2 separate regions of the Mus musculus genome follow, and region 2 is linked to region 1. The links are chromatin contacts, found by Hi-C or POLR2A ChIA-PET in ENCODE. All regions are on one chromosome and are shown on one strand. Each heading gives the region's core, a stretch centred on a gene start or an enhancer-like site at or near the end of the contact. The rest is flanking DNA. Distances are from core to core; before and after follow the strand shown. Region 1 holds the start of A430033K04Rik (RIKEN cDNA A430033K04 gene). Region 2 holds the start of Gal3st4 (galactose-3-O-sulfotransferase 4).

Region 1 (6,387 bases), core at 1,283-3,782:
TTTCCTCTCTCCAACTCTTACCATGTCTTCTTCCTCCAAACCCTTTCATATCCCCTCCCTCTCTCCATCTCAAATTCATGGTCTTTTCTATATTAACCTGATGAGTTATTTTTACCATTTCCTCTATGTTTATAATTTCGGGGCCGGTCACTTGATTTTGAACAACAAAGGTGCACACCATGACCAAGACAATTCTTATAAAAGAAAGCATTTAACTGGGAGGGGGGATAGGAGGGGCTGCTGACAGTTTCAGAGGTTAGTCTGTTATTATTGTTATCACAGTTGTGGGGAGCATGGTGAAGTACCTGGTGCTGAAGTGGTAGCTGAGAGCTACATCCTGATCCACACGTGGAAAGGAGGAGAAAGAGCCTGGACTTGGTATCTCTTCACAGAAATAAAACAGACTTCTGTTTGAATGACTTAGCAAACTCACAAAGCTCCTTTGTAGTGTAGCATACTTCCTCGAGGACTATACTTTCTACCTCCCCTCTAGGGGCCTGCTTTGCCTTGAGTCTGCTTATAGGTCTAGAGGCAACTATTGGTGAGCCTTGAGTATTGTCATGACATCAGTATTGTCTTGCCTGGTATTTTCTTTAGAGAAAATCACTGCTGGTTTACCGAACAATGAAGGGCGTGTTATCCAACCTTATGTGACTGTAATACAAATTACATAAGCAAACGGTCATGTGCTATTTCAAGTGTTTTAAAAGCAGACTCGGGCAGCAAGAAGGCCCTCCTCCCTGTTCTCCTCCCCAAACTCCCTGTCCTGAGTCAGGCTGACTTGCCAGCTCTGTAACAAGGAGAGCAAAAAAGACAAAACAAAGCAAAACAAAACACAAGCATGCTAGACTATTGAGCACAGTGCATCAATAGCAACCGCTAAAAGATAAACCACTTTCAACAAACATTACTATTGTTCATACTGTGGTAAAAATCCCTGCATTAGGAAGGAGAAGCCAGGAAAAGATTCATGGTGGAAAAGATTATAATCAGGAACCCCAGGTGACTGCCTTGATGGCCCCTGATCAACTCCTGCTGCATGACTGTAAACACTACCAATTTCTCATTTTGTCACTTTGGTGCCTCTGTGTGTGTGTGTGTGTGTGTGTGTGTGTGTGTGTGTACATATATGTGTTTGTGTAAGTGTATGCAGACATGTACATGAAGGTGCCCCGAAGGCCAGAAGAGAGCATACGATCCCTTGGAACTGAAGTTACAGATGGTTTTGAGTCACCTGATATGAGTGCTGGATTTGAACTCTGGTCCTCAGGACAGAACTTTAAACGTTCTTAAGCCATTTCTCCAGCCTGTTAGCTCTCTTAGTCAGGTTCCTCCAGCTGTCCTTACTGAGTATTGTAAACTCTGCTGGTTCTGTCAATCAACGACATGCAATTTATCCTTTTACTTTTTTTCCTTGCTATATACTCAGTAAACACATTTATTCAAAACCCCAGATCATTCCCTGGACTACAGAGAAAAGCAGGTTACGAGGACTTGATACTGCTTACAAGTCACTTGACTAACAAAAGGTGCCGAATAGACACTGATCTCCATCTCCTCTTATTAGATGTTGCTGAGCTTACAAAAATATGTATAGAGCAGTCCCTTCTACTTCCTGAGACCAGGAAAGTCATAGCTCTCAAAAGGATTTTGTAGCTGTTCTGAGTGGAGGCAAGCTAGAATCTAAATACGTTTGAAGATCTTGTCCCAATAGCACATAAAAGTCATCAAGTTTTCACTGGTCAGATTATAAAGATATTTTAGGTGCAATGGGTCATTGCAATCAACATCACGTGTATTCATTTATTTCAAGTCAGGGTTTAGATATGCGTCCCAAGGTGCCATAAAACTCATCCTGTAGCCAAGCTGAACTTGAGATTGCGATTTCCCTGACTCTGTCTTTCAAGTGCTAAGGAGTACATACAGGCACGCGCCACCAAGGTTGACTTTGCCTGCAATTTTTAATCTGAATATAAGAAAACTTTTACAAGTCTCTTTCCATTTTGAAGGCAAAGCTAATGAGAGCAGATTTCAGAAATTTTGAGATGATTTTGAAAACGGACATCTTCCCATTTGTTTATTCGACTAAACACATGTACACATACTTAACTCATAATCACATATGACTTTATGTATAGAATTAAAAGCAAATGTGAGCTGTGGTCCAGAGAGGACTTTAGCAGGCTAAAAGCAACGCGTATGGACCTGAAGGCATAAGGTTTTAACAGAGGCTGAAGTCTTTGTGCATATACGCGACAGGACTCGTGGCTACCCCATAGCTGGAGAAGACCGAGGGTCAGGCCTCCTATAGAAGTCCAAACTTGGAGACGTGACAGGAGCCAGAGTCCCCAACAGCTGCAGCTAAGAACCTGTTAACCTGAGCTCCTTCAGCTGTGAGCTGGAGCCAACTACTGTCTTTCAGAGGACAGAGAACCTGAAGCTCTGTCCAATCAGAGGCCCTAGCCTCAAGACGTGCCCAATCAGACACACAAACGGAGGGTAGGGGCGGGCTTTGGCTGTCAACCAGCCTTTGTCTGGGACCCTCCATATTGGAATCACTGTATGCTGCTAGGGAAGCTGTTGCTCAGCTTCGGTGGCGCGGTGACGCTGTAAGTGCTGGGCGATGGTGAGAAGACGCCAGCGGCTCCCAGAAGTGGACATGGTGAGTGTACGTGTGGCGCCCGGAGGTGACAGTGCGGGAAGCGCTGTGGCAGAGCAGGGTCTGCGGTGAGGCCTCCTGGGCAGCTGATCTGGATCCCCTGGGCTGCGGGGTTGCTGGAGCCTGGGCGTCCTGTCCTTCTACCTGAGGGTTCTGGCGCCTTTTCTGAGCAGCTCTGCTCTGGCTGCCTGTTTGCTCCGGATCATGCGTGGCGAGGACTTGGTGGATCATCAGGGGAGAGTCTCTGAATGTGACGGTCATTCACTAAAGGAACTATGTTTTCTAGAATCCCCAGTCCCTTCGTTCTCTCCGTGGCCCACCTAGCCCGAACTTCACAAATGAATGGGAAACAGGGTCGCAAACCCAGAACCTAAGCCAGCTCCACTGCAGTCTACTACCTGTTCTTCCACATCCTCGCCCACACTCCCAACACGAAAATTTCCCCTTTCACCCATTTTGTATGGTCCTGGGCTTACTACAGGTACTCTGCAGAGCAGCTGCACTTTTGAAAGCCTCCCATTTATTCCAAATGATATATTTTCCTTATGGTAATCTCAAACCAATATTTTTTTCAAAAAAAAAAAGTTTTGTTTTCCTCCAGGTACGAGAAAAATTGATTTTTAAGTGTGTTTGTGTGTGTCTGTGTGTGTCTGTGTGTGTCTGAGTGCACCAAATGAGGGCAGTGCCAGAAAATGGCGTGTGATTGATTCCCCTGAAGTGAAGTTACAGCAGGCTGTGAGTTTCCCCATGTGGATGCTGGGAACCAAGCCCCGGGTCCCCTGGAAGAGCAGCAATTGCTCTTAACTGCTGAGCTGTCTCTCTAGTCCTGAGGATGTTTGTGTGTGAAGAGAGTAAAGTAGAGAAGAAACCCCTGAGTCCTTGTTTTAAAAAGACTGTGTCTTCTGTCCTACCCCCCCCCCCCCACTCTAGGCTAGGACAATTTATGAGAATACCTTTGTCTACTTCCCCCATAGGAACTGTGAGATGTCCTCATCCCCACCTCCATGTCTTTTCCAGGTAGTAGGTTTCTGAAGTGCCTGAACCGAAATGCTTATAATCGTCCCGTCTCGGGTCTCTTGGAGTATTTAGCAATACTGAGTAGACCTGAAATGTGGGGTGAACTGTGGAAGAGTGTGATGGAAGTGCCAAGGCCCTATAAGGCTGCCAAGAGGTCCAGTGCTGCTCGTTGTGTGTGTGTGTGTTTTCTACTACATAGTAATTAATTTCTAATTAACTAGTAATTCTATTTTTATCTGTTATACTGATATGTCTGTGTTGCTCTTAACAATACCATCCTTTGATCCATGTACATCCATCGATAGATGACTTTTGTAGCATTGGAACCCTTGGATATTTTATCACAGTATTTGAATTACAAACTGCATGCTAGTGTCGTGTAATGATAGCTGATCTTACTGATCTTATTCTAGGGCACTGGGTCCTCTCCTCATCTAAGAGGATTTTTGAGGTGTGGGGGTGCAGTCTCTCAGGGGAGCACCCAGATGCCCTGCTGCCAGAAGGAAAGTCCTGGTATACTGTCATCTAAAAGAAACTCTGTTGTTCCATTGTTTTGATAATATTTATTCTGTGCTGAAGCTACAGGAGGTCTGTTGTTTGGAATAACCAGTCCCTGGTGGGATTCAAGTGGCTACTGGGGGAGCATTCAAAGCCTTTTCAGGGTTCACACTGGTCTGTGACCTTTCATTTCTTCATTAATGCTGGGAGTTGAGCACCAACCAAGTGCTTTTGTGCCTGCCTAACACTTAGGGCTGGCTTACAGTTTCACAGGTCCATTATCATCATGGTGGAAAGCATGGAAGCATGCAGGCGGACTTGGTGCTAAAGGAGCTGAAAGTACTACATCTTAATCCATAGGTAGCAGAAAGGGACTACTTCCAACTGGGCAGAGTTTGCGCATAGGAGACCTCAAAGCCCGCCCCCAATAAAGCCTTACCTCCTCCAATAAGGCCAGCCGTCCTAATAGTGCCACTCCCTATGGCCAAGCATTCAAACACGTGCATCTTAATGGGCTAAACCTAACTAAGTTGGGTTTTGCTGGGATTCATAGCTATTTGCATAGGCCCAGTCTTTTCTGCTTCCAGCATTCAGAGGATTAGGATTAATTAATTAAAATGGGATACAGTAAAACTGAGACACTTGTTGCATATTAAAACTCGTTCCAGGAGAGACTGATGGACCTTGTTGTTGGGGTGAGCTGGAGGAGGGGAGGGAGCTTAGGAGGTGCTGAGCATCCATTCTGAATGCCAAAGCTTTACTCTTTTATTTATTTTTTCCTACTAACCAATAATGTTTTTATGAGATTGGATTAATATATGCCTTTTGTTGCTCTTAATACAAACTTCACATCCATATAAATCCATCAGCATATTTTATTTATATTAGGATAACTTGGACTTTGTTATTACAGTACTAGTGTTATATAATATGTTACTATCATGTTAGTAGCCAATCTTATTGCTCTTTCCTAGATTAATTTCATATATACTGTGGATACATACATGCACACACACACATATATTATGCATTTACACATGCATATATTGAATCTTACAGAAATTTTCCAGGGTTTCGTGCTTTTTTTCCTTCTAGTAAGAATTAAGCAAGTTGAAATTTTGATGCAATAATATTATTAATTAACTTAGGAGAAAATGATTCTATTTATAAGCTTTTCAACACAAGTGGTATATGAAGCTTAGTCTTTCTATGTGCCTCTGTGAGTTTTTATTTTCCCCGAAATTCTGCCTATTTCCTTTACAAATTTTGTGTCTAAGTGAAACATCCCTACATATAATATCGATGCAAAACTTAGCCCATGCTTCATTGTTTACCCACACATAAAAGCTCTTGGGTGTGATTGGCACCTAAATACATCATCATTTGTCATTTCCAGGTTACACCTTCTCTTGTCTCCGTCTCCCAGGATTTCAGCTCTTTCTGTGTTTCCTGTGTTATCAGGACATACATTAATACCCATGACAGAGAATAATTTGTCTCTGTCCAAGCCACTTCCTCCAAAAGAATAACTACATATACTCCATCTTGAATGTGTGTTCAGTTAGTCCATGTGTTCATTAACACTGCTTGTCTACCTTGTTATTTTGTTTTATGGGTCCTTTTTCTCATTTCTAAATGTGTTCTACATTTCTTATAGATACTGGGCGTGAATATGCTTACTGTATAAAACAGCTTTTCAAATCTCTTGCCTAATTTTCTTCCTAGGTCTCTATCTTTTCCTTCCCTATTAAAAGTGATGAGATATATATAAGATGATTGTTTTCTCCCATGGGGCCACGTCGTCTTCTTTACCCTTTGTTTTATTTCATGAATACAATGAATTCAGTGTAGTTGAAATTATGGATATGTTTTTCTTTTTAAAACACAGATTTGTGTACAATTAAAGAAAGCACTCCATCTCCTATAGCACCTTTTGAATGTCTTAGTGTGCTTTTAGATTTATATACTTAGTATCAATGGAAATGATTTCTCACGTGGTATGAGGAAAGCTTATGCAGATATTTGTAGCCATACTGTTCCTCTGCTCTTCCAGTTTTCATGGGAAAAGGAGTATTTCTCTATTGCTGTGCAGCCCAATTTCTATCACTTATGATCCAAAAGACGTGAATTTCCTGAAGGACTCTGTCTTCATAGACACAGTTCTATTAATCTTATTGCCAAGTTTATAAGCTGTAGCTTTATAATATATGGAA
Region 2 (6,387 bases), core at 1,008-3,507, 350 kb before region 1:
TCCCAGTTAAGAGAAGACCCTGGCTCCCAACACCACACCTGCCCCAGAGAAAGGACATTTGTAGGAAGAGCAATAGGAGACCTCACCTTTATGCCCCAGGGTCCAACTTTTGAGTGAACCCCCAAACCATGGCATGGAACCCCTCTCTTCCAGATCTTGGCCACAGGCCTGAGGCATTCTCTTCCCTAGCCTGCCCTCGCTAGACCTCCTCACCTCTTTGAGGTTGAATCTCATGTGATGGCAGAGGATATGGAAAGGCTTCTGAGTATCCGCACTCTGGGGATGGTAGCCTTTGACCTTAGAAGCCTGGAAAAGCTTTGGGTAGCCAAACTGGTAGTGGGCAGGCAGGGCAAAACGTAGCCCCTGCTGGTCCCCATAGCGATGAAGGAGATTGAGCACAGAGCTGCTCCCAGATTTGTGTGTCTTCAAGAACACAAGTCGCTGTCGGGGTAGGCAAGACTTAACAGTTGATCCCAGTGAAGGGACCCAGGACTGTCGGAGCTGCAGTCCAGGTAGTCTGGAAAAAAAAGATAGGGAGGGAAATGTCCTGTCCCTTAGCATTGTGTGGAGCAGGTGGGTCCTTGTAATGAATAGACAGTAGGAACGCCCACCCCCACCCCTGAGGATTTACCCCCAAGAGTCACATTCCCAGGTAGGATCAAGGAAAAGTAGGTTGTGGGGGTGGGGTTTATAGTCAGAGAGGTAGGACAGGCTAGGGACTCACCTCCTCTGGAATGATCCCCCCAGGAACTGGAGGCCAAATCCAATGGTCATGAAGACTCCCAGAGCCACCCCCAGGCTCCGAGGCCTCCAGAGCCTCATGGTCCTGGCAGGAGACAGAGGGCCCATGTGTCACAAGGGAAGTGACATTAAATGGGGACAGAGCCAGGGCCAAGAGCCATGAGTGGCAGAGAGAGCTGGAGATGGCTGTACAGCCGTGGAAGGCACCTTTTGGAGATCAGGGGATCATTCCCCAGGCCTCCTTGCAGCCCTGGTTGAGTCTGCCCCCTGAGTTAGCAGAATTTTGCCTCTGTCAGCGTCTAGAAGGGAAATGAGGGGGAAGGAGAGGAGTCTAAGGAGCTTTTCTTCTTAGACCTGAGGCAGGGATGGGGAGTAGCCTGGTGTGTGTGTGTGTGTGTGTGTATACCTTCTTTATACTGGAACCTTGTAGATAACCTGGCATCTCTTCCTTTTGCTGCCAACCTTGTTTGTCCACTGCCACTTCCTGGCTCTTCAATTGTACTCACCCCCCTTTAAGCACTGGACATTTAACAGGGAAGGAGATAAAGCCAGGACCCAGATCTCAAATGAAACAGACAGTAAATGAGATTGAACCTGTTGGCTCATGATGATAACCTGGACTCACTGTCAAGCCTGGTCCTGGCTGCCTTCTGAGTCTCTCTGTCAATCACAAATAGGAATGAAGAGCCCCCCTTCTTCTGTAGCTAGTACAGGGAGAAACTTTAGGAAGGAATGGAGGACCAGATAGGAACAGGTTGGGTAACCCAGGAGGGACGGGGGCGGTGGACTTAGAGGAGTGCGTGGTGAGCCACTGTTCCTGCTGGCAAGGCTGCTACCTGCTCAGTACATGGAAGACCCTAAGGACTAAAAGGGGCTGATGGAGATGTGGGTCTACAGAGTCCCCATATACACCCCATCTCACTTCATAATCCTAGTTACCAGCACAGGCGGCAAGCAGAAAAGGAGGGGGGTTTTGATTAATTGATTCTTCTTTTCCGGCCTTAAGCTTCCTGATCAATTTGGAGTATAACTCCCTTTTTTCAGATCACACCCTATAATCAAAGATCAAGGTCCTCCCGACATTCTTAAACAGCCTCCTTTCCAGAACTAGCCAGGCTGACCCAAACGGAAAGAATCCAAGCTTGCTATCCAGAGGTCCGCCTCCTTCTGGCAGTATCCCTAGCTCCCTCCCTAACTCCCTCCCCGGAGCACAGCCCCTAGGATTCAGCCGAGAACTCACTCCTCTATCCGGGCTAAACTCGATATCCTACCATCCACCTCGAGCTCCTCATCCCAGCTCTCCCTCTGAAGTTTTGGTGAGTGCTGCATCTGTCTTCAGTCCTTTGTTAAGGGTCTTCTGTGAACCCCTCAAGTCTCCTTCCAGAAATTCAAAGGTCCCTCCACCGGTTCCAGCCTCAGCTTCTTTAGGCACTCACCAGGCCATAAGGAGAGCAGTCAGAAAAAACCAGGTCAGGCTCCCCAGCCACCGCCCGGCTCCTTGGATCAACTTGCCCCACAAACTTTTCTCAGCACCCAGACTCCTCCCCCTCTCCTCCCTTTGTCCCGCCGGTCCAAGCAGCCACTTGCTTGCTTGGGCATTGATCAGTCTCTCTGGGTCTCTTCCCCTCCCTGCCCCTTTACCAGTCCGCTGGGGAAAGATCGCCTAGACTGCCTTTGAAAGATGTCACTTCTACCCTCCTTTCAAGTAGGAATCAATTACATCTTTTTCTTTTGGCTTTCCACAAAACAAGAGATTTATTCAGGTGAAGAGACAGGGAGAGAGACAGAGAGGCTGCCAAGAAGAGCAGCTCTTGCCCTGAAGGCAGGAGCAGTGGTGTGTAATCTAAGGAGGCCTGGTGTTCTGCACATTTTACAGGGACTTCCTCATGTAATTTGTTTGATCTCCAAATTGTTTTTTAATATATTAAGATACTCAGACCTCAGGCTTGGGAAATACGGGGTTGTTCTTTAGAGCTGCTTGCTCCCAAGTGACAGACTCCAAGAGGCAAGAAGCAGGTAGAAATTGGGCCAGTTACAGATGCCCAGGGAAACATAGACTGGAGGAAAAGCACTTGTTGCACACGCGTGCGGACCCAAGTTCAGATCCCTTATAGCCATGTAAAGACACTGGGCTCGGTCACAAGCACATCTTCCCTGTGATTCCAGTGATATGGGAGGATAAAAGGATCACTGGAGCGTTCTGGCTGCCAGCCTAGCATCCGCTTTAGCCAGAATGCCAGTCTCTCCAGGGAATAAGGCAGAGAGATATAGCAAAACACGTCCTCCTCTGGTCTCTGGGAGTGTGTGCGGGCACGCAAACACACACACACACACACACATACACACACAGAGAGCCATACACGTGGTCCAATAAATTCTTTATTTACCAATAGACACTGATATGAACACTGAAATATGAAGTGGAAGTTTGTGATGGATGTGGATGGCAAAGGTCGCTAGATGGGTCCCTCCCCCCGCCCCATACTTAAGAAGCAGATGATTTTAAAAGAGGCAACAAAACTCAGGTTCTACCCTCCTTCCTGTTCTACTGTCAGCACCTAGCTTTATTAGTCCCTAACTCTCAATCCTCCTGCCTCAGCATCCCAAAGAATAATGGGTTTACAGGCAAGTGACATCACTCTCAGCTAGTTTATGTGTCCATTTTCAATACCAGGTACCCCCATGCCAATAGTACCATTCCTCCCCACTTTCAAGTTCCTTCAACCCCGTGTCCCACCCCCCACCCCATCAGTGAGCCCAAAGATTTAAAAGAGCTGAACCATCCTTCCTAAATAAATATCCCCAGTTCCCAAATGAAAAAATAAATATTATGAAACCCATCTACCTCCCACCCCATTAATTGGAAACTCCTGGATTTGGGGCCCCAGCCATTCACCCACAAAGTCCCTTTCTGCCCTCTCTGTAGCCCCCTTCCACTCCTCCTCATGCCTGGCTGAGGGAGGTGGAAGAAAAAGAGCCACTAAGCCTTTTGATGCTAGGGCGCCCCTCCCTCGTTATCGAAGTACAAGCAGGGTCAGGGCTGAGGGAAGGAGGAGGAGGACAAGTGGGGTATGGAGGCCAACAGATGACCCCAGATTCCTGCTTCGGCCCTGGTTGTATCTGGCACTGCCACTTCCTCCTCTCACTCCAAGACCGTCCCTTCGAGGAGGACGAGGTGGCCTTGGAGGCCTGGCTGGGGGAACCACAGGCACTGCCCCAGCTTTCCAGTCGTCTGCATACTGCTGTCCCCCTCCAGAGCCACTGGCATCTTCATCTGTGTAGATGGAGAGGATCAGAGGTAGATGGTAGGAAGGAAGAGCAAGAGATTTCAAATGGAAACTGAGATAAACCATAAGCACATTTTCATATATATGCGTGAAAATGTCAAAATGAAATCTATTACTTTGTATAGTTAATATAAAAAAAGGAGATTCAGAGAGGCAAGAGAAGGACACACAACTGTGAGCGGTGACAGGAATACCAGGAAGGAAACGCATAATCACACACCAGACAAGGAGATGGGAGAAGGCAAGGAGACTGGAAAAGACAGAGCAGAAGAAAAAAAAAAAAAGAGTCGATGGGGATGGCAAGCAGACAAGAAGCCAGAAAACAAAGGTAGAGAAAGGGGGATGGGGAGGGAGGAGGAGTTGGGAGCCAACCTAAGAAAAGTTGGATGTGCTTGGTTCTCTTTTTGGTTAATTTCACGGGTGGGGGTGGGGTGGAGGTGGGGCAGCCCAGTGACAGCACAGCTAGCTTCCCTGCCCCCAGTTCTTTACAATAAGTTTCCTCAGTGTTCTCTGTAGGAATGTTTGTGTCTCCCACCACAGTCAAGGATGGAGACCTTTGAGACAGGCACTTAAGGCTTAAGTGAATAGAAAAGAATGAAGCTAATTAATGTGGGGCGGGGATGAGGGGTGGAAGGGTGGCTAGTGGGGCAATGTGTGGGCCTCGAAGGGGGATGGGCAGGAGTGGAAGCACAGTTGGGGTGGTGTCAAGGAGCAATGGGAAGTTCCAAGAGCAAGATGAGACTTGAGAGGCAATGGGCTGGGCTCCAGAGCTGGCTCATAGCAGTCAGATGGAGGTTAGTGGGCGGGACTTGGGAAGCAATGGACCAGGGCCTGGGTCAAGGGGCCTTGCAGAGTGAGTTTCTGAGCCTCACCCGCATCATGCATGTCAAGATCCTGACCCAGCGCAGCCGCCTTCATTCGAGCAGTAGCTGCTCGGAGATGTAGCCTCCGCCTCCGCGTCGGGACATCGGGACTCGAAGTATCCAACTCCGGGTTGTGGAGCTGCTCATTCAAGGAGCCCACGACCACAGGCGACATATACCTGAGAGCACAGCACCCCGAGGGCTCCGGCTGCAGCCTTCCCTCCTTCCAGACTCCCATAGCCGCCTGAGCCCGAGACTCACCGGCCTCTCCCAACTCCAGTCCAGCAGGGTGCCGTCTCCTGTGAGAGATCTGCCGCCATGCGGGAGTCCCCACATACGGTTACAGGCAGTCCAGCCCAGAAGCCCCGTACTCGGCTAAGTCTCTCCCGGAGCTCCCAAACCTGCCCGACAGAAAACAAAGCTGCAGCACTTGTGAGCAGCTGTCTTGCCACACCCACCAGCCCCGGTGGCTCCACTACCAACCAAGCGGTGCAGATTAGTGCCTGCCGCTGTTGTGGGCCGTTCTTCCTCCGCTGAAGCCCTCCACGACCGGCTAGCCTCTTCTCGGGGTGCTGGTGCTCGCCGGCTGCGGGACTGCACGGGATGGGGGGTCCCACATTCCTGAAACACCTATCATACAGGGAAAGACCTCAAGAGCCACTCTGAAGCCAATCAGAGTGTCCCGTCTCGGAAACTACAGTCCTCTATATGCCTTATTGTTTCTGACACCCACACCTCACCTCCATCCTTCCCTCTCTATACCTTCGCTGACACCTTTACACTGTTTTCCTGTAAGTGCATCAAACCTTCTGAGATCTTCACCCCAATGGACTCAGCAGCCAGTTCAAAGGAAAAGGGTCCTTGGAGTTTCTCAGCCAGCAGCAGGAGACCATCTTGAGGGAAGGGGAGAAAGGGGACAGGGGACAGCTCTGATTTAATATGTTCCCACACATCTCACTGGGGCCTTAAAGGAAAGAGCACTTTGTTTGCTTGTAGGTGGGCTGTGTGACTGCATGAGACCACCCCCCCCCACCTTGTGCTTCCCCCAGTTTGGTTTTAGGCCACCCTCTCCTTACTCAAATGGCCCCCAACCTTACTCAGGACTCCCCTCCATCTAGGGCTTCTTGAGGCCCCTCACCCAGATATCCGCCCCATTCAGGCTCCAGTCCCCTACTGCTGAGGCAGCCATGGGCTACATTGAGGCAGAAGCCCCGGCAGGGCATAAGTGAAGGAACTCCCCGACAAAGAGGGCAGCCAATCAGACGCATCAGGGCCTGTCTGCAGCCTTCCAACACTGGTACCTGTGGGTAGAAAATGGGTCTGGGCATCCATGAACACGCAGGCTATTCTTAGCAAACTTGGTGCTGGGCATAGAGAGGTCAAAGATCCGGCCTGACCCACCTCCCCAGGCTATCTGTTGGAAGCTGGATGTGAACAATTGTGGTTGGTGACCCCATGTGGCACCTGGCGATACCACAGGACTGCTGTGGGACTGA

What was found. A loop is a pair of places that touch in the nucleus more often than their neighbours do. ChIA-PET counts read pairs that join two places held with the same protein, here RNA polymerase II (POLR2A).
Region 2: a map of T-helper 1 cell shows a loop between it and region 1 (2.3-fold over the local background). The contact joins the promoter of Gal3st4 here to the promoter of A430033K04Rik in region 1. A Hi-C loop is called at or near these places in 2 of 37 maps with a recorded cell type or tissue (T-helper 1 cell and T-helper 17 cell). POLR2A ChIA-PET finds 5 or more read pairs at or near these places in 2 of 5 experiments (Patski and embryonic stem cell).

Annotation. Positions count from the first base shown.
Region 1 is chr5:138,620,327-138,626,713 of GRCm38, forward strand. A430033K04Rik (RIKEN cDNA A430033K04 gene) reads left to right here and starts at 2,533. Exons shown (of 4, transcript NM_183025.2): 1 at 2,533-2,662. The coding sequence starts at 2,624.
Region 2 is chr5:138,270,555-138,276,941 of GRCm38, forward strand. It overlaps Gal3st4 (galactose-3-O-sulfotransferase 4), which reads right to left and starts at 2,258. Exons shown (of 4, transcript NM_001347507.1): 1 at 2,178-2,258; 2 at 725-826; 3 at 214-517. The coding sequence starts at 2,185. It overlaps Gpc2 (glypican 2 (cerebroglycan)), which reads right to left. Exons shown (of 10, transcript NM_172412.2): 5 at 6,030-6,192; 6 at 5,654-5,784; 7 at 5,375-5,521; 8 at 5,153-5,292; 9 at 4,901-5,070; 10 at 3,106-4,015. The coding sequence ends at 3,756. It also overlaps a transcript of Stag3 not described here.